2 separate regions of the Mus musculus genome follow, and region 1 is linked to region 2. Evidence: chromatin loops called from intact Hi-C (ENCODE). Cell type or tissue: left cerebral cortex. All regions are shown on one strand. Links, peaks and the distances in the headings refer to the core of each region. The heading gives the core; the rest is flanking DNA.

Evidence for each region. A loop is a pair of places that touch in the nucleus more often than their neighbours do. Peaks named below come from ENCODE experiments on the same cell type or tissue, not always from the same donor. Only the 100,000 strongest peaks of a DNase experiment are listed, where the experiment ranks them.
Region 1: a loop joins it to region 2, with 3 times the contacts of the local background. A loop is called at or near these places in 31 of 42 quality-filtered maps.

What each region holds. Positions count from the first base shown.
Region 1 is chr5:33,720,235-33,735,978 of GRCm38, reverse strand. Fgfr3 (fibroblast growth factor receptor 3) reads right to left here and starts at 14,255. Exons shown (of 18, transcript NM_008010.5): 1 at 14,051-14,255; 2 at 13,468-13,673; 3 at 8,063-8,332; 4 at 7,734-7,787; 5 at 6,129-6,298; 6 at 5,920-6,043; 7 at 5,645-5,835; 8 at 3,718-3,862; 9 at 3,067-3,257; 10 at 2,577-2,722; 11 at 2,198-2,319; 12 at 2,013-2,123; 13 at 1,742-1,932; 14 at 1,510-1,632; 4 more. The coding sequence starts at 13,570. The coding sequence ends at 419. RefSeq lists enhancers at 13,785-13,843, 13,674-14,050 and promoters at 14,206-14,410, 13,570-14,410. In left cerebral cortex, for the core only: a CTCF peak has its summit at 9,476; DNase peaks (open chromatin) are centred at 6,974, 8,965, 9,650, 9,964 and 1 more place; H3K4me3 peaks cover 1,041 bases; H3K27ac peaks cover 2,248 bases.
Region 2 is chr5:33,668,641-33,684,384 of GRCm38, reverse strand. It overlaps Tacc3 (transforming, acidic coiled-coil containing protein 3), which reads right to left. Exons shown (of 15, transcript NM_001040435.3): 10 at 15,647-15,723; 11 at 15,524-15,567; 12 at 14,738-14,907; 13 at 12,875-12,981; 14 at 12,600-12,720; 15 at 12,183-12,403. The coding sequence ends at 12,338. Among named protein-coding and RNA genes, the nearest start is that of Tacc3, 18 kb to the right of the region's middle. In left cerebral cortex, for the core only: CTCF peaks have their summits at 6,342 (motif pointing left) and 8,241 (motif pointing left); DNase peaks (open chromatin) are centred at 8,230 and 9,768.

The DNA of each region.
Region 1 (15,744 bases), core at 2,985-10,984, 52 kb before region 2:
AGGTGCCATGTAGGAGAGAGGTTTGCCACACAGAGCAGAGCCTCCCTGTAGGCTCAGCTTGGGGCACCAAGAAGGCCAAGGCCCACTCTGGACATGGAGTCTAGCCCTCTCCACAATGGTCCCTGGAAGGTAGCAGTGGGAAATGAGAGGGCCAGAACCCCAGGGTTGCACAGGGTGGGCCTCTTACATTCTTGTTTGGTGCTCCTGGCCCTGGCCAGTCAGGAGATTACTCTACAGCAGTGCATGTTCCCAAGGGGCCTCTGCACCCAGGAGCCAAGGATAAACACGCAGGAAGTCTTGTCTACTGTTGGCCCATTGCACTGGGCTGGCTAGGGTCCACTGCACACCAGCAGTAGCAGGGCGGGCTAGGGTCCGCGTAAACATTGCCTGGGGCTTGGTCTGTGGGACTGTTGGCCCTTCACGTCCGAGGTCCCCCGTTACTGGGTGGACCTGGGGGTAGCAGGTCATGGGTGAACACCGAGTCATCTCCGGACGAGCTGGAGCTAGGCGTGTCCTGGCCACCTGGCGAGTACTGCTCAAACGGCACGGAGAGGTCCAAGTACTCCTGTTTGGTGGACATGGTTGTCAGGACTGTCCCTTTGCATTCACCCCCTTTTATCCCACGCCATCTGTGTTCAGGCTATGCCCCCTAAAGGCCAGCCCCGCCACTGGAGCTCCAAAGAGCAACACTTAAAATAAGCAAGGCAGCCACAGAGGGGGCAGGACTGAGGGACACTTACGTCGGTTGATGTCACAGTGAGGATGCGGTCTAAATCCTCTACCAACTGCTTGAAGGTGGGCCTCTGTGAAGGCACCGCATGCCAACATTCCCGCATGATCATGTACCTGCGGCAAGTATAGCTATGGCTCCCTGGCCTCCTGCCCACCCCAACCTCCCTCCAGGCCACCAGTCTCCTACACATTCCAAGGGCCCTGGTAGGAATCCTGCCACCCCAGGGACTGGACTGTAGAGGAATGAACAAGGCTCACAGGTCATGTGTGCAGCTGGCTGGCTTGTCCATGCGGTGGCCCTCTTTCAACAGCTTGAAAAGCTCTTCCACTGGGATGCCAGGATACGGTGAGCCCCCCAGCGTAAAGATCTCCCAGAGGAGGACACCAAAAGACCAACTGCAGGGAATTGAGGATAGAAGGCCTGTTACCCCTGGCCTGTTACTGCAGCAGCCCTGTACCAGGACATACCACTGATGGGCAAAGCAGGGCACTAGGATAAAGAGAAGCCAGGGCTGTGCTGGTGGCCCAATGAGCGGACCAGGACCCTGAAGACTGCAAAAGTGCAATTTGTATCTCTTCTCTCTTCAGATCTCCCTACCCCCATCCTATGTAGGGACACATACACATCACTCTGGTGGGTGTAGACTCGGTCAAAAAGGGCCTCTGGTGCCATCCACTTCACAGGTAGCCGGCCCTGGGCAGAGGGAGAGGTGTTGGCTCTCGGGTGGGGCCTCCTGGAGGGACCCTTCACCCCCACCATGCAGGACCAGGGCTCACATTTGTGGTCTTCTTGTAGTAGTCCAGGTTGTGCACATCTCGAGCCAGGCCAAAGTCCGCAATCTTCATCACATTGTCCTCGGTCACCAGGACGTTTCTGGCAGCCAAGTCTCTGTGAATACACTGAAGAGACAAAAGGAACCTGAGATGACCATTCCCTAGCTCAGGCAAACGATCACCCGGTCTTCCACTCAGAGAGGCTCCACCTGGCCTGGTCCCTGTCTCTGCCCACCTTCTGAGAAGCCAAGTATTCCATGCCCCGTGCCACCTGGTAGGCACAGGACACTAGATCCTTGCAGGTGAGCTGTTCCTCTGGCAGCCTGCAGGCATCAAAGGAGTAGTCCATGCCTGGAGGCCGCCGCGCCCGAAGGAACTCCCGGAGATTGCCCTTGGCTGCGTACTCCACCAGCACATACAGGGGCCCTGGAAGCACAGGCACCTTAGAGATGCTGTCAATCTCCAGAGCGCCATCCACCAGTGGGCCCACCAACCACCTGACCTACCACCCTGTGTGCACGCCCCCAGCAGGTTAATGATGTTCTTGTGCTTGCCAATCATTTTCATCATCTCCATCTCAGATACCAGGTCCGACAGGTCCTTGTCAGTCGCATCATCTGTGCCGGGAACAGAGGTGTCAGCTGACAGCCCCACAGCCCTCAAAGGCCCCTCTACTTCCCTCCCTCCTCACCTTTCAGCATCTTCACGGCCACGGTGACAGGCTTGGCAGTACGGTCCTTGTCGATGCCAATAGCTTCTGCCATGACCACCTGTCCAAAGCAGCCTTCTCCAAGAGGCTTACCAAGTGTCAGCCTGACCATGGAAACAGAGGCAGTGAGTGTGTGCCCAGCACCCCCAGCCCTCATGGGTCATGTACCACTGTATCTCAGAAACCCTAGGGGCATTTGCTCATGAAGACAAAGAATGACCCCTCAAACCTCACCCTGGAGTATCTCGGGGATACCTCCAACAAGGCCCTGCCTAGTAGCTACCTAGCCCCCAACCGCAGAACCCCCACCAGGTATATACTAAACCCCACCAAGTACATACTGTCCCTCACCACCACTGACCGGGTCCTGGATAGCTCCCACTTGGGGTCAGCAGGCAGCTCAAGTTCAGAAACATTGGCCAGAACAGGACCTTCTCCTGAGGACAGCCGGGCAATCCGGACAAGGGGTGTGTTGGAGTTCATAGAGGAGTTAGATTCCAAGGACACCTGCTTGGGTCATCAGGACAAATTGGTACCATACAACGTGGGTGGGCTGGGCATTGTAAAAGGGGTGGGGTGGTAGAGCCTCCAGGATGGCAAGGTCAAGCCTATGAGGCAAGGTGTGGAGCCAAGAAAAGGGCTAGCTGCTCGGACTTCTATACAGTGGTGACTTAAGACTCCTAAAAATGTTTTGCACCTCAGAGAAAACCTGAGCTCCATATGGAGATAAGGAGGCATCAGCCCACCCAACCACAGAAACTATGTCCCGGGCAGGCCCCAGGCCCTGCTGGGACTCTAGGAGACACGAGGCAGGACAGGGAGCTCAAAACCTGGTATCTACTTTCTGTTACCTGTCGCTTAAGCGGGAAGCGAGAGACCTTGTGCACGGTGGGCGAGCCCAAGCCCTTCTTTGGGGGACTGCGCAGGCGGCAGAGTATCACAGCTGCCACCACCAGGATGAAGAGGAAGAAGACCACCCCGTAGCTGAGGACGCCTGCGTACACGCTGCCAGCCTCATCAGTTTCCATCAGCTCCTCCTCAGCTGCAAAGATACAAATTTTGGGGCCTCATCCAGCCTTTTCAAGCTTTCCCCCGGCCCGGCCGGAACCACAGGCCCCAGTGGGGGAGGGAAGGGACCTGGGATACTTGGAGAAGAGGGGCTGATGGCCCCCCCACTCGCCTTGTAGTATAATCAAAACACATCTGAGAGCCAGCAGGGGACACGCCCAGGAGAGAAACCCAGCAGAGCCAGAAGCACCCACACCGCTACCCAGGCACCCAGGAAATGCCAGAGCCTCAGATCAGGACTATGGGGGGCCCTGCTAGAGAAGAGGCCCTTGCAGGACCAAGACAGGCAGGGCAGATTCATGTTTCCACACCAAGCACAAAGCCTGGGTGAGTTTCACAGGATGGGCCCCCTGAAGTCCCTGGCAGCTTTGGCATGTCCTGAGACAGCACCCTAAGAGGACAGGTGCGGCATGAGCAGCAGCAGAAGCCAGTACCTGGCAGCACCACCAGCCACGCAGAGTGATGGGAAAACCCAATAGAATTGCCCGCCAGGCAGGTGTACTCCCCCGCGTCCTCAAAGGTGACATTGTGCAAGGACAGAACCTCTAGCTCCTTGTCGGTGGTGTTAGCGCCTGCAGTCTACAAAGAGAGAACAGAGCGCGATAGGCGAGTGCCAGCACCTCCCTTTGGGTACCATAGCAGTTCACATGGAGATGATCCAGCCAGGCTGCAAGGAAAACGCCGCCGCCACCACCACATCTTCGGCCACCACCATGGCCCTGCCACAGCCACAGAGGCCCAGGGCCCTCTGCCTCCTGCACTGAGGCAACCGAGCCTGAAGCCAGTCCCTCCACCAGTGGCGAGTCCTCTGTCCCAAGGTGAGCAACAGGCAGGTGGGCAGCACGGTGCCACACAAAGGCAGCATGCAGAATTAGTGCAGAAACAGGAGAGATGCAGACGAAAAGATGGGCCAGACAGATGGATGGACAGGAAGCCAGAAGGCATCAGCCAGCTGGAGATGGGTGTAAGGTCGATGCTCACACACAACGCAGGACGTGGCCCCTAATAGGCTCTACAGATCTTCTGAGTATGCAAGTGGGGGATGCAAGAGAACAGCACAGGCCTTTGGGGAGGGGGCGCTGAAGCAAACAGTCAGTCAGTGGTAACTGGGGGCTACCAGTATTGTTGAGGCATCACAAGTAGAGTTGGAGTCACAGGCAGGGTCAAGCAGGGCAGTTCGTGCAGGGCATGCAGGCAGGTGCACGGCTGGGGGCATTGAAGCTGGAGCTCAGCGTGCCAGGCAGGCATGGGACAGAGTCGTTACCTGCTTGGGGCCCGTGAACACGCAGCCAAAAGGCCTTCTCAGCCACGCCTATGAAATTGGTGGCTCGACAGAGGTACTCGCCCCCGTCCCGCTCCGACACATTGGCCAGGCGGAGGCGTGCGTCTGCCTCCACATTCTCACTGATCCAGGACTGCGGGGACAAGAGACTGGGCTCAGGCACACCCCGAGCCAGCTCCGGAAGGACGGAAGGATGTGAGGATGAGGCAGGGCAAGGGAGATTCCCAAAGATGGGCTGGGCAGCAAAGCCTGGAAAGCCGCCTGGAGAGGAGGCACGTCATGGCAGTGGTGGGCGTGGTTTCAGAAAGAGGCCTTCTCTCCATGTCTGTCACCACAGGTACACATACACGCTTACATACACGCACACACAGAGAACGGAGGAGGCGGGGGTTGGGGGAAGGGGAAGAGAGAGAGAGAAAACCTGTAACCCACAGCCTCTAAACTCTCACCCCAGGGATCTTTTTAGGGCAACTAGCTTATTCTCGTGAACATCCACGCCCACAGTGTGAGACGCATCAGACAGGACCCCAGTGGCCTCTTTCTCAACAGCCAGGGTTCCTGTTCCAAACAATCCCTATTCCTTTCCCCAACCAGACCTCCTTGTCTCTCAACAGCTGTTTTCTTTGGGCTTCCAGTATCGCAAAGTCCTGAACTCGGGTATGGAACTTGCTACAGGCAGAGGGAGGGGCAGGACAGAGCCAGTGCTAAATGCAAGCAGATGACACCAGCCAATCCGGGCCAGCTGGAGAGTGTCTAGCCAGTCCCCTGGGGTCCAGAGGGTACTAACTCAGCAGTCATCCTCCTGCCCTGAGCCACCATAACTGTTACCCAAGAGAAAACTTCTGCAGGCTCAGTCCTCGGAGCAGACAAGTCCCACAGCAGGGCACAAGTAACACAGAGCCTGCCTAGAGCTCAGAGCAGGTGACATGCACTGGAACTAAGCTGCCCCTTCTCAGAAGTTCCAATACCTTGGTAAATCCCAACATATCCTTCAGCCAAGAGGGACATATGGGCCAAGGCCAGGGCTGACCCAGCTGATCCACCCACCCTGCCAGCCACCAGCCGGGGATAGAGCCTACCTTGAGTACAGTGACGTAGGGCGTGCCGTCAGGGCCCACCTTGCTGCCGTTCACTTCCACGTGCTTCAGCCACTGGATGTGTGGCTGTGCATCGCTGTACACCTTGCAGTGGAACTCCACGTCACTGCCTAGAATGGCTGTCTGGTTGGCCGGCAGCCCAGCCTGCAGGATGGGCCGGTGTGGGGAGCGCTCTGCAAGAGGCAGTCAGGTCAGGGCCAGTAGGGCCAAGGGACCCAGAGATGCCCCTTGCCTTAGCCACCCGGCCTGGCCCTCACCCAGCACATCCAGTGTGTATGTCTGCCGGATGCTGCCAAACTTGTTCTCAACTACACAGGTATAGTTGCCACGATCGGAGGGTACCACACTTTCCATGACCAAGCTCCACTGCTGGTGCCGGAGCTGCAGGTAGTTAGTCTGTGAGTAGATGCAGACTATCCCTTGTCTCCAGCCCCTGCCCCCAGGCCCCTTTCTTTCCCAGACCTACCTTGATGCCCCCAATGCGATGCTCCCCTCGGAATTCTTTGCCATTCTTCAGCCAGGAGATGGAGGGGGTAGGGTTGCCAGCAGCTGGGCAGCGGAAGCGGACAGTGTTTGCGGCTGGCACAGCCAGCAGTTTCTTATCCATTCGCTCCGGGCGAGTCCAATAAGGAGCCCCTGATGGCAGAAGTACCCATAACAGCTGTAACCAGTGCCTTCCAGAACCTCCCCTGCCTGCCTCTAGCCTGTTTACCCTTCTGGATTCAGAGTCCTTTGCTTTGCCTGAGCCTGGACACTGCATTACCAGTTGCCCTACTCTCAGATCTGAATTTATCTCCTCCTCACCCTTGGGTGCAGGCCCACAAGTGGAGGTCCCCAGATCCCAGTAGGATGCAGATCCTAGAAGGCCTAGGCCAGGTCATCCCACCAGTCTGCAAACCCCAAGCCAGCCTCTGCAGTACCCAGGGCCTGGCCTGCTTCCTTTAGGTCGCGCTTTCCCCCCACTGAGCGCTCTGGTTCCTCTGGGCTGGGTGGAGGAAGCCACCCTGCTGGGACTCCTGAAACAGCTGAGGGACAGAGCAAGGATCCAGGACAGACTAGGGAGGCAGGCCCCTTCTGCAGTGACCTCACTACACTCTACCATAGGACCATGTGCATCTGTGGGTGGAGGAGCCACAGCACAGGGGGAGAGAACCGTCTGCATACGCTGGTGAGGGAACCCTCCATGCTGAGCTGCCCTCCCAGGCTCCCAGGGCGGCCATTAGCTTGGCACACTCAGCGACGGCAGTGAGCCAATGCTTCCCATGCCCAGGCAAGGTCCAGAAGATGACCCTTTAGTCACCTCAGAGCCGAAGCCCACGTGGGGTGTGTAAGCACTAGATGCAGCCTGGGAAAACCAGGGAGGCAGAAGTGGACACAAACTCAGGGCAAGGCCACTGGTAACATGGCTGGTGCAGGAGCCAGGGGAGGGGAAAACTGGCTTAGAAATTTTGCTCTCAACAACCTGGTAGCCAAAGGGGAAAGGGAAATGAGAAGCCAAATGACTCCCCAGGACAGGAGCCTCTGTTGGCGTCAGTGCTAGGTTCCTGTGTCGATTCCACTCTAAAATCTCACACAAGCCCCTGTACCCACTCTCCTTGCCCCCACACACCAGAGACTCAGTCCTGTTTTCCCACCAATTTTTTTTTTATTCCACTGGAGGACACCTTGTCCACTCTTCCCCAGAAGTCTCCAAATGGCCCAAGTACTCAGTCTGCATAGACACACACACACACACACACACACACACACACACGTCCTCTTCACAATGTACACCTCAGCACACACAAGCACTGTCCCCTCCTGCCGGCCTGAACCAACAACCACCAGTGCCCTTCATCCCTGGATCTATTGTTCCTCAGCAACAATCTGAGCTGCATCCCTGGCTATCCTCACCCCTGTGGTGCCCCGTCCTACTAGAGTCAATAGCAATGTCCCTGCAGACCAGCCCTGCCTCCTCCCTGCTCCTGGAGCACTGTCCTCTGGTCTACCCACCTGTAGCAGTGTTCCCTTCTAACCACCAGAGAGGCATCCCGGCCCTGACCAGCTCAGTGGCCATAGACTCTAATCTCACCTGTGTCTTCAGCCACGTCCTCCCCATCTTCGTCATCTCCTGAGGATGGAGCATCTGCAAGTTCCAAGTGGGGGTTCTGTGATACCCCTATATCCAAAGACCTGCTGCTTCCCATATCTGAGGTCCACCACTCTCATACCTTTAGGATCCTGCCTTTACAAGGCCATTCATTCAGATGGCACCTACTTAGGGGTACCCCCTCCTTTCTATCAACAGCTATCAACATCTTAGGCCAGGGATGCTGCAGCCACCCAGCCCAGGAGTGTCCTGATCTCCTTGGCTATACAGCTGTTTCACACACGTTGCAGCACCACCCACCAAGCACTTACCTGTTACACGCACACTGAAGTGGCACAGCACACGCCGAGTGAGCCGGTGCTGGCAGCTGTAGACCCCTGCATCTTCGTGGGAGGCATTTAGCACTTGCAGCCTCTGAGGCCCCACCAGGATGCGGTGGGAGGCCACCAGACCTGTACCATCCTTAGCCCAGACCGTGGGCCCTGTGGGGGCACCTCCAGGAGGATGGCAGCTCAGCTCCACGGTGTCCCCACTGCCGAAGGCCACCTGCTCCTGCTGGCTAGGTTCAGGCCCTGGAACCTCTGTGGAGTAAATGGGACACTATGAAACAGGGTCTCCAGAGAAGCATGCTGGAGACCCAGCACTTCACTTTGCAAACACACAAGCAAGGGCTGTATGTAGGCAGGTGAGGGATGTGCTCCTGGAGCCTGGGGGCCTGCCAGACAATGTTCAAACCAGGGGTGGAAAACTGTTTTCGTAAGAGCCAGTGGGCCCCAGCATCTCAGCTCTGTCAATCATGGGCTAAGGCTTCTGGCTCTGCCCTACAGGAGGAAGCTGTCTTCCCAAGATGATCTGAAAGAGGCACAGCCCTCCTGATACCTGAATCATCTTTAAAGTGCCAAGAAGGGTTTCAGACAACTCTGTGGTACAGCACCTACCCAGAATGCCTGAAGCCCTGAGCTCAGCCCCACACCACGAAAAAGTCACCAATTCTCCTTCCTCTGATCCTTCCACCATTTGGAAATGTAAAATCAGCCCTAAGCTCACAGGGAGGCACAAAAGCAGGTTGGAGACAGGCTGTCCTTCCCTGGACTTTGGCTCAAAGCTCAGAGAAAGAATAGGGAGCCCTTTCAGAACCCTCTTTGCACCCAACCCTCATCTTGGCTTCTAAACCAGTTTGGATAGAGAGCCAGGGAACAGAACATACTTTAAACAGGAAGAGAAAGCTAGGTATGGTGGCTCATGCACTCAGAAGTCTGAAGCAGGAGAATTGCTACAAGCTCAAGGCCAGCCTGGCTACTGTCTTAAAAACAAAATCAAAATAAATGGAAAGAGAGAAGACAACATGAGGTCATACAAGAACATGGGTGAGCAGCCCTTGCTGGCATACACCCCTAGGGCTGCTGTTCATAGGAGTTGTGCACCTCTTGAGACCAAAGTATACCAGCTAGGGGATGCTTGGACAGTCCACGCCTTGCAACACCCATTTCACAGATGAGCCAGCTAGGAAAACATGGACACCATTCTGGTCTCTTAGGCCTCTAGTCAGTGGGCTATGAGACTCCTGAGTTCACAGGTTGGCTGAGGACATGGGACCCCCATTTCACAAATGAGGACTGGGGGGAGGGGGACTGTCTGAGTGGGCATGTGAGCCAAGTAGAGCCAGCCACCCACCCTGAGGGCTAAGGAACTGAAGCAACATAGCTCCTCCACTAGGCGGACACAGATAATACACCTCTGCCTTGCCCAGGTGCTGCCCAGCTCATGCGGTGGCTCAAAGACTTCACCCTCAGGGACGTACCACCAGCTGGGCTATCTCCTCCAGGCCTCCCTGCCAGAACCTGACAATGCCCATCACAGGGCGGCTGGGCTTGGGGCCCAGGACAGGAGTGGGTGGTCCTGCTAAGCAGACCTCCTTCCTCAGATCCAGCTGGACTGGCTATAATGTCACTTGTCATTCCGCCGACGCATGGCCTAGATTCAAGGCCCAGCTGTCCACTCTGGCCACACCAGTCCTTAGGCCCAATTCTGTCCATCCCAGAGACAACCCACAGGCTCAAAGTCCACCAGGATTCTGACAGACAGAGGGAATATCCCTAAAATATCCCCAAAGCTCATGTCCTTCAGAGCCCCACAGTATTAAGCTGCCCTATGGAGGTCCCATAGCCAGGGGCCTAACTGTCTTGACTTCCAGTTCTCCAATCCTGCTACCATGTCCTATGGGGACCACCCAGTGCTGGAAGCCACTTGAGTTCTCCCTCCACAGAAGGGCAAGGACAGGCTGGTCAAGAGCCTCAGTCCAGGCCTTGGCCCAAAGGCAACAGCCAGTTGGTTCCAATTTGGTCTGGGCAAGACAACCGCTCAAGCCATGCACACAAGTATTTGCTTTAACCGAATCCAAAGAGGGACTGGAAAAGAACATGGCAGCTCCCAAACCAGACCCTTGGAGAAGCAGATGGCTGGAGGGGAAATGTTCAGTCAGCTCAAAGAGCTAACCTTTGATCCACCCATCCATCTTGTCCATTAGGAGCTAGGCGAAACCAGACACCTGGACTTTGGGGGCCTTGGGTAACAACATCTACCAACAACCACCATTCTAGGGTCACAGGGCGTAGAGGAAATTATGACCTGAGTCAGGTAGGGATAAGGGAAGGACAGTGCTTGAGACAATGCAGAATATGTAATATTGTATTCTGAGGCAGTAGAAGCAATGCCCTGGTCAGAGGAACTCCCACACCATCAGCCTCCAGGTGTGCACCAGTAACTCCCTAGGCCCCATCAACAAAGGAGCCAAACGCAGCACGCAAGCACTGGTACTTCTGTTGTGCCCTTTAAGAGGACAATGTCCCTACCACATGGATCCCATAGCACCTATCCCCATTGCTATATGGTACTAACATGGACCTAGGTACTGTAGGCTCACTGTTGCAGGCTAAGGGACACTGTATCCCAATCAAGTTGTGCTGGGCGTAGAGCCTCCTAGATTGTCTCGGTTTCATCCACTACAGCACAAAGTGCAAATCCCAACTTGCAGACCTAAGGTCCAGAAAGCCCTGGTTAAGTGTCTAAAGTCTGTAAAAGGGGTGTAGGAATGAGGGGTGCCTATGCAGAAGCCCCCTGAGTCAAACAATGGAGTGAGACCACAGCTGCCCAGCTGGAGGAAGGGCTGCATCCACTGCCTGGAGGAGCTGACAGCCTAGGTTCTGTTGTTGAGACGTACGTGCGCACTACAAAACCAGCATCAAATCCAACCCTGGTCTGAGGTTGGTCACCCTAAAGAACTCGACTTGGACTTTGGAGCAAAACCAGGACACAGATCTGAGTGACACCTGCTTTGATAGTGAACACAGCTGGTGTGGGAGGTATGGCCAGGTGTATGAGGAAAATAACCCAAGAGAAAGGAGGGTGCCTGCCCCAAGGGGCCTTGAAGCCAAGGGTCTCTTGCCTGCCTTCCTCCTCCCCATTCCCCACCATCCCACCTTGAGACATTCCAGTTTCCACAGTTTATTATAAAAGTCAAGAAAGGAAGAATGAAAGAAAACTCCAGAGGCTGGGCGGGCTAATGAGGGCTTACCGGGGATTATCTGGTTTAATCCCCCCAACAACCCTGCCATTACCAGTCCTCTGTAGCAGGACAGGTGAGGAGACTTAGGTTCTAGGAGAGGACCCAAGCCGAGGCAGGCCCCAACCCCAAGTGGCTTTGTTCACAGCTCAGTAATTTCTCAACCGGGCAGGCCACCTCTATCCAATACATCATCTACCCCCTAACACACCCTGGGTAACTAGTTTTCCTTCTAGGCCCAACTACAAAAGGGGGTGGGGGGAGAGTTCCAGGTCCCAAGTAAAACCTGAGACCTGGAGGACAAGGGGATTCTAGGCTCAGCATAGGAGCCAAAGCTTCAGGGTCTAAGATCAGCCCAGGTTAATGAACCACTGGGAGGGCCAGCAGGGCTCAAAGTCCAGCCTTGCAAGCAAGGTAGGGTTGGGGGGAGACAAGGAAGGTGGAAGGCCCTGCTTCTGCAAGCCGGCCTGGGGGTCAACTTCTGGATCCCCTAAGGGTTACTGTCTCCCACACTAAGCACACCAGCAGGGCTTGCCTCACCAAGGGTGGCCAGGTTAGGCCGGTACCTAGCCCCGCCGCACAGCCCTTGACCCCAGCCAGCTCCTGCTTGGTAATTTATGTTCCTAGGGAAAGCGCCAGCCCGGACCTCTGTAAACTTCACCAGGTCTTTGTATTTTTACAGCCCGGCCCATCTCGTTAAGGAACCGGATTAAGTTTATTGGCCTATCAATTCCCTACCTGTCTCACAAGCTCAAACGCAGAAGCGAGGGGCGGGCGATCCCACCGATCCCGGGCGGCCCGGCTCAGCTTCGGTTCCCGCAGCAGGGTCGTGCCAGGAGGCCACCGTCACTGCCTGAGGCACAGAGAGGGTGTGCGCTCCGCCCCGCCGCCCCTACCCGAGCTCACTGACACCCGACGCAAGAAGTAATATCTTCATCTGAATACACATGCTAATGTGGTCTCCTCGCGGGCCATTCGGCACCCGGGAAGCAGGGCAGTCCTAGCAGGCGCTAAAAGCGCGCGCTGACCTCCCGACCGCCTCTGTCACGCCGCTGAAAGACACGCACATTCAAGTTCCCGGCCCACTTTCATTCATAAAAAAAAAGAAAGAAAGAAAGAAAGAAAGAAAATGACATTGTTCCAGGAGGCTGCAGCCGCTGGAGAGAGGGGCGCGGGGGCGCCGGGAGGGGCACACCGCCATCTGCCTCCTCCCGCTGCGCCCGCCGCACTCGCACCTCCCCGAGAGGCCGCGCCGCCATCAATGCGCGGTTTGTGGCCGCCGAGGTACAAAGGAGCGGCTGTTCGGGCCTCAGCTCGGGTGGGGCGACAACTTACCGAGCGAAAGCCTCCCTTCGCGCGGCCTCCCGCCAGACCGCTGCTCTGCTTTGCCACGCTGCCACCGGGCACAGCCGGGGGCCGCGCGCGTCGCACCTCCGGGCAACCAAGGGACGCAGAGCGGACCGTGGCTCCCTTTCGCATCCTTGGCCTCCGGGCCCCGTTTGAGGGCATTCAAGTGTCCCATCGGACTTTGGTGGCCAGCGGGACTACCTAGGCGGCGCCAAGATCCTGGGACAACCGCCCCTCATCTCCCAGCGTGCGGCCTGAAGGGCAGTCTGTGCGCGCCCCTGGGAACCGACCCCTCAGGCCGCCTACAGGATAAGAGGGGAGCAGCCGCACTGAAGCTGTCACCTTGTCATGCGAAACCCTGAAGCTGAGCTTTGGCTGGGATACTACTATCCACCCCGCAACGTCCAGCCTTCCTTTAGCTGAAGCAGAGGAAGAACTGTTCCGGGAGAACGGCTGAATCAATAACAGGCATTTTTCCTCCTCTCAAATTCGAGAAGCAACAATAGGAATCGTGGGAAGTCAGCTCGCGCGCCTTCCCAACGCCCCTCTGCCTGGGACCACCGTCACGGGCACCGGTCCACGTGACGCCTCGCACTTGGGTGGTGGCTCCCAGCCTACAGACACCCCTATAAACTGCCGCGTCCGAGCTGACAGCGATCTGCGGGGCAGGGGACAAACCTCGGCGCACTAGCCCCTGTGGTGCTAATCAACCCGACGCCCCTTCCTCACCCAAGGGCTGTTCACCATTGCCAAAGCCCCTGTGATTCAGGGCCGGCCCCCAGAAGAACACCTTGGGTCAGTCCTTACCTGCCGCTCTCCGCACAACTCGCTGCTCTGGACCAGGAGGCTCGGAAGTAGCTCCAGCCACGACCGCCACGCAGAACACTAGCACGCAGGCCGGGACTACCATGGCTCCAGAGCGGGGGCCGCGGCGTCCTCAAGCAGCGCGCGCGGGCATGCTGCAACCCCCCACGCCCGGCTCCGGCGCCGGTGGGAGAACGCCTCTGTGGAGACTACAGGAGGAGAGCACTGAGTTACTCCGGAGGGCAGCGGGGAAGCGCGGCCTCGCTCCTGAACCCCGACCCCCGGCCGCCCCGCCCGCCGACTCCTAGCTCTCTCCCGGGCTGCCTGGCGCCGGCCGCCTCCTCCCAGCCGCGGTTCCTCCCTCCTCCTTCCCTCCCTGGTTGCCGCAGAGCCCTCCCAGGACGGAGGCAGTAGCCGCAAACTTTCCAGAGCGGGAAGCCCGCGCCTTGCCCCGGCCTCGCCGCACTTACGAACCGCTCCACTTCCCGCATATCTCACCCCCTGACTGCTTCTGAGCCCGCCCGGAACCTCCGAGTGCCAGCCGAGTCCTTCACACTAACCTGGCGGCCGCTAGAGCCCAACTCACCACGCGCGGCTCCGTCTCTCGGCCCGCTTTTCCAGGGTCTCCTCTGTCCCAGTGGCCGGCCGCCCACCACTGAGTCCCCCCGCCGGAGTGGATCGCACGGCGCCAGCTGCTCCCGCCACCCCCGCTGCCACAGTGCACTGAACTGGGGCTGCCCGGCGCGCAGCAGCCCGGGCGGGGGTTGGGGGGTGCTCCCGCCACGCCCCGAACACTCCCCTTCCCCGGCGGCCAGGGGGCGGGAGATCCGAAGAGGCGTGGTCAGGCGGGGGCGCCGGGCGGTCCCAGAGGGCGTGGGAGCCCAGCTGGGGCGGAGCAGGCGAGGCAAGGGTCGCACGCTCGACCCCTTGAAGCAATGCCGAGCTCAGGACTGTCTACCAGCACGCTTCTCCCTCCAATAAAGCTGTGCTCAAGGGCTCAGAAGGTTGACTTCGGTGGGGGTCTAGGTGTTAGGGCGTCTTCACAGTGAACTGGCCCCCTGAGCTGAATGAACCCTGTGCAAAGAGCACTAAATCCTCAGGTACAAAGCCTGACAGTTCCAGGAAGACAAATACAAATACGTGTGAACAGGTCTTCCAGTGAAGGATGGAGCAGAGTTTACATGATGAAAGACCCAGGGATTGCACCCTAGAAAAGACGGACACGCTGCTGTATTTATCAAACTAACCAGCTGCCTGCATCCTGCTCAGGAACGATGTCCACACTTCCCCAAGAACACACAGGTTTTGGAAGAAACTTACCCAGCCTCTCGGAATAGCGAGAAGAGCTGGGGATACAAAGCAGGGGAGCCTGCCCTACCCTAAGGCTGCCTGAACTCCAACCTATGGATGTCCTAGCACAGCACGCCCATCATGTGGGACACATTCCATCTGGGGAGTGTCACAATGACAGCTGGTCCCTGGAGGATCAGCCTGGTCACCCCATCATGCTGGCAAGCTGTAGGTCCTGCCTGGCAGAACTTCTGTAACAGCAACCACCCTGTGACTGATGGCCTCTCTACCCTCACAAGGCAGGGAACCTTGTCTCACTTTCAGACAAGTTCCACAAGGTCTGATGAAGCCTATGGGAGCCAGATACATGGGGACCTGGCTCAGTGCTTCTGCCCAGTCTGGCTGTATGTGGCTTGAAGAACTTAAAACTGCTCATGGGGGGGGTGGGGGGGGGAATGGCTCGTGGGTTACGAACACCTTTCACTGGCTTACTCATCACCCTTATCTTTCCCAGATAGCTGAGCAGGGAAAGCCCTGGCCCCAGAACCCTCATGCTCTCATCCCTGTGTGTCCACCCTAGAGCTGGGCAGCTCTGCCTACTGTTACTCCTGCTCTGGCCAAGGACCCCTCCCTGCAGACTGGCTAGAATCCAGTCCTGGGTTCCCATGGCACCCCCAGGCAGCTGCCCACAGGTCCTCTCCCAGGATGCCACCCCAGGGGGTCATAGCAGACATTCTCCCCTAATCTATTGGCAGATTAGTTATCAGTAAATGAACCAGAATGTGAGCTCTGACCCCTATTTCCACGCCCTTCGTCTGGAGGATTTATCAGAACCCTCCACACTCTGTAACTGGGAGCTGAGCATCCATCCAAACAGCAATACTTCTTTATTTCTGAGATGACCTCCTTGTTAGAAATACCCAGTCAGGAATCTCAGGCCAGTGTTGGTTGTTCTCTGAACCCCATGGCCCAACAGACCATCTCTCTCAA
Region 2 (15,744 bases), core at 3,522-11,521:
TGCCCTGCTAAGCGCCTACTGTATGTCCAGCTGAAGCCCCCACCGGCCGTCCTCCCAAGTCACCTGGCTCAGAAGCAAGTCCCCAGTATGACTATCATTCTTCCTGTCTTTCAAACCAGAGAACTGGTGACAAAACCCCTCAGTGGCCATGTCCCTTCCCTAAACTTACAGCAACTCAAGGGCTGGACCTGGCTGTTCCTCACAGGAAGGGACTTGAGTGGTAGAGTATTGGGCAGTCCTCCCAGCAGTAACTGTGACAAGAATACCCACCTCCCCATAGGGCTGGGGTGCTTGCTTTGTGTGGCCACGAGAGGGGCTCCACCTAGTGTTCGAGACTCAGAGTTTGGTAATTATTCTCCTAGGTCTTGGCAGCCGCTGCTCTCAGACTCATGACTCCTTTAAAGGGGCACACAGGACCACCCATCCCCAGGGCCAAACAACTCAGGTCTCTGAGACCACTGTGACCACCCCAGATGGCTCCCAGCACATCCCTACCCCATCCTTGGAGCTCCCTGAGGCCTGGCACTACTTTGGACTTAAGTTTCCCTATTTAAACAGCCCCATAAACCCAGTATCTGTGACCTGGTACCAGGAAGTTTACTATCTGCTTCTGCCCTCAAGTTCAAGTTCCAGCTGTGGATTATTCCCGAGCCTGTCTCTGTTTCTCATCCCCCCATGAGAAAGTGCCCATCCATGGCTAGAAGGAGCCCATGGGTTCCTGTAGGAACCTTTATGGAATCTACTTTTTAAAAAAATATTTATTTATTATTATATGTAAGTACACTGTAGCTGTCTTTAGACACACCAGAAGAGGGCGTCAGATCTCGTTACGGATGGTTGTGAGCCACCATGTGGTTGCTGGGATTTGAACTCAGGACCTTCGGAAGAGCAGTCCGGTGCTCTTACCCACTGAGTTATCTCACCAGCCCCGGAACCTACTTTTAATAGGGGTTCAACCTCTCCTCTAGCCCACCACCCAGCAGAGGTAGTGGAAGAGAAAAGTTATTAGGATATGGGGGAGGTGAGGTGAACCTGTTCAGCAATAGTTCTTTGGGAGCAAGCTTGACCTTCTTGGGCAGCAGTTCAGTCCCATAGCAAACACCAAATATGACTTAACAGCTGGAGACCAGTCCTCTAGGCAGGCAAACACCAGATATAAACTGGCAGCTACAGTCCAGTCCTTAAAGCAAGCAGACACTAGGCAGCTGTAGTTCACTCCTAAAGAAACGGCTCACCAGCAGGCCTGAGGTGAGGCCATTGAAGCGGCAAACCACAACAGGAACCTCATAAGCAGTTCGTGGGTGAGTTTCTCTCAATGGCAGCATTATCACAATTTGAGCTCAATAGCGCTATGTAAGGTAAATCAATCCATGCATGTCATTAGCCAAGAGTTCCTGCACAGGGGGATCCAGTATTCATCAAAGGGCAGGTACCCAACATGCAGGATAAGACGGAATGGAAGCTGAATGGTCAGGGGCAGGTCTTCACTCTCCCACTCACAGACCAGGTCTCTGTCATCAAAGGGAAGATTCATGGAGCCACGGAGATGCCTGCAGAAACAGACCTACGGTGCGAAGGTATTGTCAGCAAGGATTCCAACTCCTTGGCTTGCTACAGCATGGCCAGTGGTGCTGTCAGCCACTTGGCCCTCAAGCAAGGCAGAGCAAACCAAACCAAGGCTCAGCGCTCGTCTCCCACTGTCTGTGGGGGTCCCCTTTGTACTCCTTCATCAAGGGTCCATTCACGTGTCTGCTATATCCAGACATCCTTTCCCCTGTGTCTGCTTCAGGAGAACAGTCTTTCACGTGCCTGCTTTATCAAGACATCCTTTCACCTGTGTGTCCCAGCAAATCATCATTTGGTGTAAACTAACTTTCGAAAGATCTAGAAGTTTCCACTTCAGGTTCCTGACTAGGAAGTGGTCTTAGAGTGCAGGGCCTAAAGCTATCACCTCTGCCAGAGAGAAGTTTCTGGGCTCAGGCTCCAAGGACTATGTATTCTCTAGGTGATTGCATGGCTCGGTGACAAGGGTCTTGAGACCTCTCACTGTGCTCTGGAGGGAAGGGCAGGGGCCTCCTTCCTCATGGCCAGGGATGCTGGTGGCCAGAAGTGGGCCCAGGCTCACAGTGATTGTCCTTATGCTGGCTTATCTCTCCACATACTGCTGTTGCTCTAAAAAGGCTGCACATTTCCTTTGTGGTTAAGGTTAGGGGTTTGGGTTCTGAGGTTCAGGTTGGGGTCTTTAGGAAGATGGGTATAGACTATGGCTATACAGGAGGAACTGCTAGGAACGATAGGGAACGCCCCGGCCTAGGCAACAGCCCGGTCACCACGTGGCCCATTTCGTTGACTTCCTCACTTTCCTTGAGATGAACCCCTCCACTCTCTAGTGGCCTTTATCAGCCCAGCCCACACCTCCCCTGGGCCTGATGCTTCCCACTACAGGAAGCCTTTTCTGCTCTGGCCTCACCCAGTTATCCTCCAGCTCGACGGAGGGGACAACGCAGTGGGGCTGGTGGGACACCTGGAGCCAGACAAGCCTAGACTCAGGGCAAGGGTACATTCCTGTTTCCTGGGCGTGTGGGGAGGGGGGTTCCCAGAAACACCAAGGAGGCCTGGCTGCCAGCCCGAGGGGAGAGCCCCTGGCGCTTCCTGCTTGGCTAGCAGGCGCGGAGGCAAAACAAGTCAACAACAGCCATGACTGCTGGCTTGTGCTTGTACAGAGCCCCCTTCTGTCCTTGGCCTGGAGTGGTTTTGCTGGGGCCTAGGCTCCCCTTCTTATTATGATGCGTGATCCAAGAGGCTCCTGCATCCTATGCCTTGGATGGGACATTCTGCCTTCACATCTTTTGGTATCTTGAGCCAGTTGCTAGTATTCATTTTACTGAACCTATCTAGTTAGACTACAGGACCCTCCCTAATGTCCCTGGCTCCCTCTCAGAGCTGACTGGTAATGTCACCACACATGTGAGGCCCTTACTTCAGAGAGAAACTAACAGATTCAGACCCTCTGGAGCGTTCCAGGAAGTGGTGGGGGTGGGCAGCTAGGGCAGGGTGGGGAGCCAAAGAGATGGCTTTGTGACCTGGGGCAAGTCACGTTGCCTGTGGGGTGGGGAAGCCTCTCCCATCCTGCCCCAGGGTCAAGGTGAGCTCATGTTCCTGGCAGGGGAGCAGCACCTGGCACATCAGGCCTCCTGAGGGAGCAAGTGGGCACGTTGGGGCAGCACAGATCTGGCCCAGCCCTCCTGCCTTGGGCAGACCTGGGGCCAGGCAGGGCCTCCCAGAGACATAGTGGATCCCTTGGAGACTCAGAGGTTGGACAAATGAGACCTTAACCAGCATTTTGAAGCCTCTTTTTGAAGAAAGACCCTAACCCTGCAGGCCTCCTTTTGTCTGCTCTGGAAAGCCCCCTATGTGATAAAAGGGCACTGTCCCCAGCCCTACATATACTAGTTTGGGTCATAGTGTCCCCACTACAGGGTGGGTAAGAAACAGGCCTGGGGCTGGAGAGATGGCTCAGTGGGTAAGAGCACCCGACTGCTCTTCCGAAGGTCCGGAGTTCAAATCCTAGCAACCACATGGTGGCTCACAACATATAAATAAATAAATAAATAAATAAATAAATAAATAAATAAATCTATCTTTAAAAAAAAAAAAGAATCAGGCCTGGTTTCCGCCATTGGTGTTTCATCTCTAGCACAGAGAGGGAAAGGTCCCTTAACAAAACGTACAGTGTAGGAAGACTCCAGGCCCAGCTCACGTAGGCCAGGGCAGCTAGTAAGACTGGTTCAATAGTAGATGGGCTGATGTGGCCTGGTGGATGGGCGCTGGAAGACACAACAGTCCCCTTCACATTGGGTCCCACTCTTCTGGGACTCTGGGTAACTCACTTAAGGGCTGGGTGTGAGAGTGCTGCCCATATGTTTATGATTTCTCAAGCCTCCAGAGTGAAGATCAAGTGCAAAAGGCTCTCTGACTTGGCCTTACCCAGTGCCGGGCTGCTCTGGCTGCCTGGCCTGCTACTGGACCAGTCAGTTAGTGACCTCTACATGTGGGAAGTAGAGATGGACTCTGGTCCAGAGGAACCTGTCACAGGTGTCAGGGCAGAGTATGAAGTAGGTGGACTCTATCTATCCAGGATGATGTGGGCTGACCTACAGATGGACAGTAAGTACTATCCCTACTTGTTTATTGGTTGGGCCCTGGCTAGTTGGGGCTGTTGTCCCCCTGCATGCTGTGAGGAGCTGGGTCTTGCTGGGTTCCCCAGGCAGCCTTTTCCTGATTGGGAGAAGGTCTCTCCTATGCTCCACTGTCGTTCTGGTCTTGAACACCCAGGGACCTAGGAGCCTGTGTTTGCTGGCACATGCGGAGAGCTATCTGTGTAGCTCAAGAGTGTGGGACTGATTCTTGTCTGGCGATGAGGTGTTGGGTGGGGTCAGAGGACACAATGAGACACTGGGGACATTAGTAGCCACAGAGGGAGACAAGAATTCACCCTTTTCTTTCTACCCTGGTCCTTGCAGCATGTCCTGTTAACATGTCCCAAAGGTGTCTGCTTTTCTCTTCTTTCTCAGCCTGGAAGAGAGGGGGTGCTCACAAGTGACACAGGAACAAAGGTCAAACATGTCAGGATACATAGAGGCTTGGGGTCCAGCCCTCATTTATGACGAGAACACTGGGTTTCTGGTGAGGGTCTATGCCTGGCCCTGGCTGATTCCAGCCCTGGACAAGGATTGACATTTTCTGATCTCTAGCCAGCCTTGCTGTCTGGACATTCACCCTGGAGCTTGAGGAGTGTGAGGAGACTTTCTGAAGACTCTAGACCCAGGTCCTCTAGGCCAGGGTAGTTAGTAAGACTTAGCACAATGGTAAATGGGCTGATATGTCTCTGGTGGACAGGAGCTGGAAGACTGGAAGACCCAACAGTCGTTGTCATTGAGTCCCCTCATTCCCCAACCTTATGTGACTGTGAGTAAGTTGTTCTAGGGCTGGGTGGGAGACGCTGTTGATATTGTGTGGAAGAATAGCCCCAAGGCTGGGCCAGATATCCCAGGCAGAGGGCTAGTCCTATCAGGCTTCAGACCCCACCTAAAACATATGCAGTGCTGGCCTCATGGGTTCAGCTCTGGAATTACCACAGTTAGGCTCAGAGAGTTTTCTCGGGGTGGGGGTGGGGTGGGGGGCTCCCACAACTTTTCTGTAATCCTGCTCCGCCCCAGCTCATCCCACTTAACTCAGAGGATCCCTGGATGCTGTCAGTCTCTGGGCCTTAGTAAACACTGGATAGAGGGTCTGGGGTTCTCAGCCCACACTGCAGTTCTTGCCAGAAAAAAACCCTCAGGCATAACCCCCATGACTCCCCACAAAACCCTCCAGGAGTGATATATCTTGGCGACCTAGAGGCCAGATGACAGAGCTGTCTTTATTACAGGGCTACCCAGCTCTGCACACAGGGAGCCCACAGGTGGCTTACTACACTGGGGGTGAGGGGTGGGGTCCTTTAATTTTTAGAAGGCCCATGGTGAATGCCACTCTTCACTAACAGCTCTTCTTGCTGTTTCACTTGCTGTGGTCTCCCGTGGATTTATCCCTCCTCTCATGGCTCTGGCTGTCTCTTGCCACCTCTTTTCATGAAGGTAGCTCCTTAGCCCCCGAGCTCAGCCCAGGAGGCTATTGATACCAGGAGAGTTTGAGGAGTGGGCAGAAGAGGTGGAAGGCTCCAAAGGTGTGGGGGACCCTACAGGTGGTCACAGCAAGAACATAACCTGCAAAGAGATGAGAATGAAAACTCAGTTCAGATTGACTTTGTCAACCTAGATCAGACTGGAAGAGTCTATGCCAGGCTGTTCATTGTCAGCATATGAAATGGAAACTTAAGGGCTCTTTGGAACGTTCTGTTGGATGGTGTTTTGCTGAGGCAAACACTTGAAGGAGTGTTTTCTTGAAGTGGACACAGGTGAAAGGCTAAGGCAGACTTGTGAAGGAATGTTTAGCTGAAGTAGACGGAGGCGAGAGGATATTCTGCTAAAGCAAGCACATGAAAGGACACGTGATGAAGGATTCTTTGGAATCACCACGCCTGGCTCCAAAGAAGCTTTCTAAACAGGTCCACTCCCCCCATATCCTTTCTTTTCCACTTCCTCTGGTGGGTGGTGGGCTAAAAGGGAGGTTAAAGTGTTTAAGAGCTATCATTAAAAGTAGATTTTGAAAAAATTAAAATTATTTAAAACACTGTATAGGGCTGGAGAGATGGCTCAGCGGTTAAGAACACTGACTGCTCTTCCAAAGGTCCTTGAGTTCAAATCCCAGAAACCACACGGTGGCTCACAACCATCCGTGATGAGATCTGACGCCCTCTTCTGGTGCATCTGAAGACAGCTACAGTGTACTTAAATATATTAAATAAATCTTTGGGCCAGAGAGAGTAGGGCCCGACCGGAGCAAGTGGGGCTGACCAGAGCAAGCAGAGGTCCTGAATTCAATTCCCAGCAACCACATGATGGCTCACAACCATCTGTACAGCTACAGTGTACTCATATACAGAAAATAAATAAATCTTAAAAAAAAAAACAGCAGGGCGTGGTGGCGCATGCCTTTAATCCCAGCACTTGGGAGGCAGAGGCAGGAGGATTTCTGAGTTCTAGGCCAGCCTGGTCTACAAAGTGAGTTCCAGGACAGCCAGAGCTAGACAGAGAGAAACCCTGTCTCGGAAAACCAAAAAAAAAAAAAGCACCACTCTATAATTCAGGGAAAAGTTTCCAGGCAACGATCACTCCCTCTAGGTGTTCAGGCAATAATCATTTCAAGTTAGGCGCACAGTAAAGCTTAAGGTGTGACTACTTAGAAACTCCTTTATAAAGTACAAGTGGGGGTTGGTGAGATGGCTCAGCAGGTAAGGGCACTGAGTTGTCCTGAGTTCAAATCCCAGCAACCACATGGTGGCTCACAACCATCCATAATGAGATGTGACACCCTCTTTTGGTGTGTTTGAAATCAGCTACAGTGAACTTATCTATAATAATAAATAAATCTTTTTTAAAAAACCAGGCGTGGTGCACCGCACGCCTTTAATCCCAGCACTTGGGAGGCAGAGACAGGCAGATTTCTGAGTTTGAGGCCAGCCTGGTCTACAGAGTGAGTTCCAGGACAGCCAGGGCTACACAGAGAAACCCTGTCTCAAACACCCCCCCCCAAATTACAAGTGATCATGAGGGTGGGTTCTATAGCTAAAAGGTCTAGAATCTAGAGTAGTCTCTACCCCAGCAGCTCAGAGGTCAGCAGTCCTGTAGGGTGGGTTCTGTTACCTGGGAGCTGGGCAGAGAGAGTCTGGAATAAACAGTCTGTAGAATTTGGATGATGTCTGTGTCTACAGTAAAAGGTGAGTGAGGTCTGCCACCACAGATAGCAAAAGGTTGCCAGGTCAGTAACAGAATCCACTCTCAGCTTTCTGGATGGGATACAGGCATTTTATTTTGTCTTCCCCAGTAAGAGGACATCCCTGTGTGATTAACATTTTTGGTTCTCCTGGATTTTGGTTGTCTGTACAAGGATCTTCCTATTCCCAACACAGAGGATTCGTAGGAAACAGGGATGTTGGCCTCCGCCAGGGGGCCACTTTTAGGAGTCTGGCCCTGCTGGGGCACATTGTGCTCACCTATCCCTTGCTGGCCTGAGTGGAAGAGACAAACTTTCGTGTGTCTTAGTATGTATAATTCATTCATCCACATATACTTGTGCTCTTTCAGTCTGGAGCTTGGTACCAGGTGTTATGGGAGTTCTGGCCTGCTCCCTCATGTATGGAGGGGCATAGGATAGCAAAGGGGCATTGCATAGATAACAGTGAGTGGGTGAGTTTAGGGGAACCTGGTGGTTCAGGGTATTGGGAGGCAGTATCCACATCTGCCTATCACTGAGTCTGAGTAAGGTTTTCTTTTGCTATGGACTCCTGTTCTACAGCAATGTAATGGTGACTGCTATAGTTGACTAGTTACTACCCTTAAGGGCCTGGAACCTCTTTGCTGTATGTAGCCTGGCATGTGGTTCCTCTTGACAGGAGGTGTGAGTTGGCAAGGGTATTTATGATCAGAGCTAGTTAGCTGGTCAGGGTCTGATGGGGGGGCCTGGAGGGTCTTCAGTGCCCCAAGGTATGTATGAATGAGACTAGATATAGCTTGGGAATGTAGGGCTGGCTTGATGAAGACATGAGGGGTCAGGCCTGTCCACGGGTGCCCCCTACAGGCTGCCTGATCTGATGGCTGATAAATGCAATGCTTGGAATCAATTCCTAGTGTTAGGGAACAGAGGCTACTGGAATAGTATCAGGACAGATAGGCCTGTCTCTACCCACAGAGGGCCATCATGGGGATTCCCTGGACTCCTTGGCCATAGCTCAATTCTGTGACCTATATTTGAGCACACCCCAGAAAGGCAGAGTCCATCTCAGATGTAGAGGTGGGTCTATATTCCCGGTGTGATCTTCTTTTTTGGGTGAACATCTTCTATGCCTGGCTTTTCTGAGGCCTTCTCCAGAGATACAAGAGACAAGATTCAGCCTATCTTAGCCGGAGAAGGATTCAGGAGAGGGAGTTTGGGGTTCAGGTTTGGGTGTTAAGGTCCTACTAATATAGACACCACTGAATGCCTTCCAGAGGCTGAGTTTCACCAGTCAGGACTCTTGAGGGGTCAAGGGTGTTTGGGGTTCATCTTGGGCTGGCTGCAACACCTGGTCCAGGAGGAGGCATTTCTGGAGGGAGCTGGGGGCTGTCAATGGGCAAGGCACCCTCTTCTGGGTGATAATGGTTGGCTTAGAGATCTACTTGGAGGGTCCACTTAGCCTACCCTAAAGGGTCTTGTCTGGCCCAAGAAGGCAGCTTGGGCCACACTAGTTCTTATGTGGTCTTGGAACCTCAGAGGTGAGTGGGCTTCCTCTGGTTGGGCTCAAGACCCCAGGAGCCACCAGCCTGTCAGTGGCCAGTGGTTAAAGGGTAGACTGTGGCTAGGCTGTGCCTCTGGTGGTGAGTTTATTACTAGACCTGTGAAAGTAACATCACCGTGGGCTGAGGAGGGGACTTAAACAGAAGAGCAATTTCCGAGTCTGTAGGTACAACCCATCCTGTGTATATGGGAAAGCAGTTTCCCTGACATGTACTACCCATAGTCATGGGGGTCAAAAGGAGATCTCAGCTCTCCTTTTTGGGGGTTAGGGTGCACTGGTTTGAGCCAAGTTCTCATTTTGTAGCCCTGATTACCCTGGAACTCACTATGTAGACCCAGCTGGCCTCAAACTCAGATTCACCTGCCTGCCTCCCAAGTGCTAGGTTTAAAGGTGTGTGTCACCATGCCAGCTAACTTTCCTCTTACCAGGCATTACTCTCAGGACCTCACAGACACTAATTACTAGGGTCTCACTTCCTCAGACTATCCTGTTGGGGACTTGGGCTTCAATGTTTAAATTTTTACAGCGATTCATTTAATCTTCAACAGTGAAGTTTAACACTGTGGTGCTGTGGGAAGGGCTTCTGTGATGCTTTACATCTGTGAGCTGTGATAACCCCTCTCCTTCCAGTTGCCTCAGGGCATTCCCTACTTTGCCCTGGCAGCAGGCCCACAAGCACCCACTGTGCAATGTCAAGGGACACAGGGCTACAGAAGTCTGGCCCTGCTGCTATGTGCCCAGCTAGGGTCATGTTTACTCATGGAGGACCAGTGCCAGGGCCCCCTTCAGCCCCCAGGATAAATGCCCATTCAGCCATACAAGGCTCCTTTGTCCTGGAGTGGCTCAGCCCAGGCTGCTGCTGGGCGGTCGGTGTCCTCAGCATGGCCCCAGGCCAGGCTGGCTACCCTAATGCATCCAGCTGCCCTTCAGGACTTTTCTCTGGACAGACTCTGGCTTGGCTGCGAGAGGCCTCAGTAAGGGATAGATAGGGCAGCTCTAGGAGGGACTGGTGAAGCCCGGCAGAGCCAGTGAGGAGGCCTAGTTATGGCCCTCTACCTCTCAAGGCCTCCATAACAGGGCCAAGTAACAGGAAACCCTTGCAACCATACTGCTGCCCTGCTTGTAGGTAGCTGGTTAGCTCTAAGGCATTAGGTCCTCCTGAACCCTGAAGCCCAGGTGAGAGAAGTGCTGCCATGCCCTGAATCTGCTTACTTTCCCACTGAGTGAGTGTTGTTTTTCTGAGCCTCAGCTCCCTTATGAGCCTGGCTGGCTGACTCTGCCATGCTCAGCAACTAAACCCGAGTGGATGTGTGCCTGCCCCATCTCCGTGTAGGGCCGTTGTGACATCATCCTATAAGAGACTAGTAGGGAGGTCCCATGGATCTCTAAGTGCATGTTAGTGAGTCTAGAAGATTTTGGCTGAGGAGAGAGGCCTAAGACTTGGGGATACCTGCCCAAAAGGCTGGTCAGGTTATCTGTCTCAGTAATGCCTGATCTAGCTCTATTGGCCTTCTGACTTAGCAAGTTACTATCTTCCAAATAGGTTTAACACAGGCCTCCTAAGAGGCCCAGGCTACTGGACTTGAGTCTGTTCTCCAAAGGCTCCCATTTACCTCTGATAGCTAACTCAGATTCTTAGCCTCAGTCCTACCCTGCACAGTACCATCCTTCATGCTTGTGGCTCATGAATGGCTTTAACTCCTGGTGCTAAGTAACTACCTAAGGACCTCCAGCCCCCAGTCTCCAGCTGCAGACTAGGCTCTGTGATCCTGGGCCTGGTTAAGGGGTGCTTACTTCTGGAATGGGAGATCTTAGCCTGGACCTCTTTGGGTAGGACCCATTCATTCCCTATTGAAATACTGCCTCAGGTTCAGCCATCGGTCTGGGCAGCTGTCCTCACATGCTGTGCTCTCGCCCCTACAGCAACACATGAGCTGTGCTGACTTTGTCCCACCTAGACGTGTAGATCTCCTCAGCCTTCTTGTTTCAGGGGGACTGACTAGGTCACAGCTGAATTTAGGACCAGCTTTGCAGAGCTCCTGTGCCTGTCCAGGATCCTCAACACAGTGTCCCCAGCCCCACTCTTGTACTACAGGAGACACACAGGGTAGCATACAATAGGGTCTTTGTTCTGAGGCACTAATCCTGATTGCAGTTTGACTTGAGACAGTCTACTTAACCTCAGTTTAATACACTGAGCATCTTATTAATAAGTGTCTGCTCTGGTGTGCACCATGGTCCACAGCTGCCTTTCATTATCTGCAGGGTGGTGGAAAGCTGGAAACCAGTGGCAACTGCAGCTGCAGTCTTGAGAGACAGCACTTCCTTCTCACAGAAGTCCATTTGGGCTCCTTGTTACATGGAGTGTCCACTCTAAACTGTTTGCCTTAGCAGCCACAGATGTAGATACCTCTACATCCTTGTAGTACTCCAGTACCTGGAATACAGGTTGTCAGGTCAACACCAAACTCATCAAGCCCTGGCTACTTGGCTTTTGGTTTAAAGTGGAAACTTGCATCTATCTGACTTTTAGTGTATACAGTCTGAAGGTATGTATCAGGGATAGGGTGCCTCTCTCCCAAGCTATGTGGCTGACTAGAAGCCTGAATTAGGTAGGACTTGAGCACACGTCTCCTATCTGCTCATTACCTAGTAGGTAGAGATCAGGCTCACAAGGAGCTCCCACAGCCAGGGAGACAAGATGGTCTAGTGGCAAAGGCTTTTCTTAGCCTCAGGCCAGTGCTGGGCTTTGCATAGGCAGCTCTTCTAGGAGATAACTTTCCTTCTTGGCTCCTTAAGATACAGGATATTTTAAAGGGAAGCAAAACATCCCATGCTATAGGGAATCTCCTTAATCTCAGTAAGTAAACAACTCAATAGCTTCAGGAAGTTTCTGAAACCAACCAAATATTCTGGGCCCTGTTTCCCTTCCCAAATTTATATAACAGCAGTTCTCAACCTGTGGGTCTCAACCCCTTTTGGGGGTTGAATAACTTTTACAGGGGTCACCTAAGACGATCAGAAAACACAGATATGATTCCAACAGCAGCAAAATGATAGTTAAATAGCAATGAAAATTTTGTGGCTGAGTGTCAATACAGCATGAGGAACTGTATTGAAGGGTCACACAGCATTAGGAAGACTAAGAACCACTGTTATATAAGGATCGCAGAGAGTTGCTTTCAAACAAGCTGAACTACCTGGAAAAAGAGGCAAATGAGCTTGTTATAAACAACAGGACCTGGGTTGACTTTGAGTTTGAGATTAAACTTTAGTCTTTTCAAAATAAAGTAATTTAGAAATGAACAGAGGTTAAATAAACCACACGTAAGAGATAAATCAGACAGATAAGGAAATAAATGGGTAGACAGACAGAAGAGCGCTGGTTATAGCTGGCTGTGCTCAGATCTTCTCCATCTTAGAGATGAGGTCATCACAGATCCGGGTCAGCTCATCAATTTCTTTTGTCTGAAGGAGAAAAGATGAGACTGGTTTCTGTAGGGTTTCAGAGGGAGTAGCAACTGGCTAGGAAGGTCCCACCCTTCTCAAGCAGAAAAGGAGACTAGAAAGGAAAAGGCTGGCCCTTGACTTCCTCAAAGATAACGTCCAGGCAACCCGTGAATCACAGTCAGCTCCAACAGGCCTTGGGGTCTCTGTGTCCTACCTTCTGCTCCAGAGTCATCTCCAGCGAGTGGTTCTGCATTTGTGCCTTCCTCAGGCTTGCCTGCAAAGCCAGTACCTCTGCTTGGGCCTTGCTGTGTACCTGGGCGATCTCCTCATTTGCCCTTGAGGGGCAGAAACAGAGACACAGGCTAGGCCTGGCCCAGCTACAAGGCAGGCAGACCGACCGACCTCCCTCCCTCCCTCCCTCCCTCCCTCCCTCCCTCCCTCCCTCCCTCCCTCCCTCCCTCCCTCCCAGGATGGGTATCTGGTACTCACAGCCTGAGCTTTTCTTCTGCATGGATCTTCAGCGCCTGGTACCTCTGGCCTTCTTTTTCAATTTTCACTATGCATTCCCCAACATACTTCTTCAGTGACTCTTCATTCTAGAGAGTGAACAAACAGGAAACATTAAAAGTATACTGTTCCATCAAAGCTAGAGTCCTATCCAGGCCTGGCGTTTGGGGACTCCCAGGGCCAGGTGCAGACTGCAGACACTTAAGGCTTTTGGGGACATTAGTGATTCAGAACTTGGCATTTTCTCTTTAGAAAAAGCCTCTTGAACTGCTTTATCTTGCCACAATGGGAAAGGATGCCTCTAATCCTGTAGAAACTCGATGCCCCAGGAAAGGGGGCTGCTGGTGGGGGGTGAGTGGACAGGTAAGCACCCTCTCAGAAACAAAGGGGAGGGGAGATGACGTGAAGAACTAGGGGAGGGGAGACTGGAAGCAACATGTGCAATGTAAATTAAAAAAAAAGCCTCTTGAGCCGGGGGTGGTTATGCATTCCTTTGATCCCAGTACTTGAGAGGCAGAGGCAGGCAGATCTGTGCGTTTGAGGCCTGTCTGGTCTATGAAGTGAGCTCTAGAACAGCCTGAGCTGTTACACAAAGAAACCCTGTCTGAAAAACCAAAGCAGTCTATCCCACTTTCCAGGTACAGTGAGCTCCTGGCCGACCACCTCTGTGACCTGGGCCTGATCCCCAGACCTTCCTACAGGCATCAGTTCTTACTAGAGTGGAAACCATGACCAGGACTACTGTAGACTGGCTGGTGGTAGCACAGTCCTGAGGGATATATGCAGCTTTGCTCCCTCTCAGACTCACAGTGAAGAGTTGACTACTGAGGGTCATGGAGCAGGGTTCCGAAGTGACTTCTGTTTTCTCCACTAGTCACCATGGGGAAAGCCAAGTTTTGTCCACTTTCCCCTTTCTTGCAAGATATTCCTGAGCCCACTGTCAGTTGTCCCCTAAACTCCCAAACTCCATCTCCCAAGAATACCAAACTCAGTGTGGTGGTTTGCATACACTTGGTCTGGGAAGTGGCACTATCAGGATGTGTGACCTTGTTGGAGGAAGAGTGTCATTGTGGCGGTGGGCTCAGAGATCTTCTTCTTAGCCATGTGGGAGATAATCTTCTCCTGGCTACCTTCCAATCAAGATGTAGAACCTTGACTGCCTAGATACTGCCTTGATAATGGACTGAACCTCTGAACCTATAAGCCAGCCCCCAATATATGTTGTCCTTTTATAAGAGTTGCCTTGGTCATGGTGTCTCTTCACAGCAGTGGAAACCCTATCTAGGACACTCTGCCAAAGTTTTTTTTTCCTCTTCCCACTTTTCTTCCTTTGGGGGGACAGGGAGTTTGAAAAGTTAATGGAGATTGAGCTAAGGGCCTCATGTATGCCAGACATACTACCACTGAGTGGGGAGACCCCCAGTCTCTTCTGCTGAGGCTCCTGAAGCCTCTAAAACCTATGTCTCACAGACTGGCTGTGCTTTTCTTTTTTTTTTAAAGATTTATTTTATTTATGTGAGTACACTGTAGCTGTCTTCAGACACACCAGAAGAGTGCATCAGATCTCATTACAGATGGCTGTGAGCCACCATGTGGTTGCTGAGAATTGAACTCAGGGCCTCTGGAAGAGCAGTCAGTGCTCTTAACCACTGAGCCATCTCTCCAGCCCCTGGCTGCGCTTTTCTACCAGAATCTACTGGGTGCAGCTTGTCTTGTTGACAGGATATCACACGGCCTGGTGCAGGAAATGTACAGTCAAGAACCCAGGTATATATAACTCAGCTCATGGCACCACTGGTATGGACTATGCCCTCAAAGCAAAGGCCAAAAGGGGATACAACACACCTTCTGGTAGCCTTCAATCACTTCCTTCCGCTTCTCAAACCGTTTGAAAAGGTCAGAAAAGGACTTTTCCATGGAGTTCAGGTCTGCATTAAGTTGGTCTCTCTCTTTTAAAACCTTTTGGATTTTGTCTTCAGCTATTTCCTTTAGTTCCCTCTGTTTCTCAGCCTCCTCTTAAAGAAAAAAAAAAAGAAAAAGTGAAGTACCTGGGATTAGGAAGTTACGACTCCACTGGATACCAGAGACAACAGTAAAACAAGGGGTGAGGCAGAGCAGCAGGAAAGAGATAAGCAGCCAGGAACAGCAGGTATGGACACTACTAAGTGTTCCATAACACACATCCCCTTCAGGTTCTCTGGGATATAACATAGGCCCCCTATGTCACACAGCTGCTTTTTCCATGTCACTCTCATAAGGAGCTTGAAGACCCAACAGTGAGGGCTTAGATTAACACCAGCACACGTGGTTTATGGGTCTTAGGGAAGGAGAGCAGGAAGACCTATCAGAGCCACTGCTGGTTAGAGAATCCTCAGGGACACTGTGTTTCTACTCTGATACTTGCAATTAATTAGCAATTAATTATCTCTGAGGAGGGGAAGGCAGGACAGGGTATGTATGGTGTGACAGTTGCACAGCATCTGTTTTGGCCACCAGCTGTTCAGTTGAGTGTCAGTCACATGGGTACCTCACTTCATTAAACCTTCACAGCTTCAGAGCATGGGTTAGGAGAAGAAATAAACAGGATGTTGTTACCTCAAACACATGGAGAGAGACCCAGCTGGCACTCACCCAATGATTTGTACGCGATCTTCTCAAACTCATCAACGGACTTCCTATAGGAGGAGAGAGGATGAGCACCTGTGGCTTGTGATATGAGCAGACCTAGGTCGGTACTGGTGCCTGTACTCTTACCCCATCTCCAAATATTTTGTGTTGAGGTCCTCATACTTGCTTTTCAGCTCCAAGTTCTCCTGCTGCATCACATTCACCTACAAAACCCACACACTTGG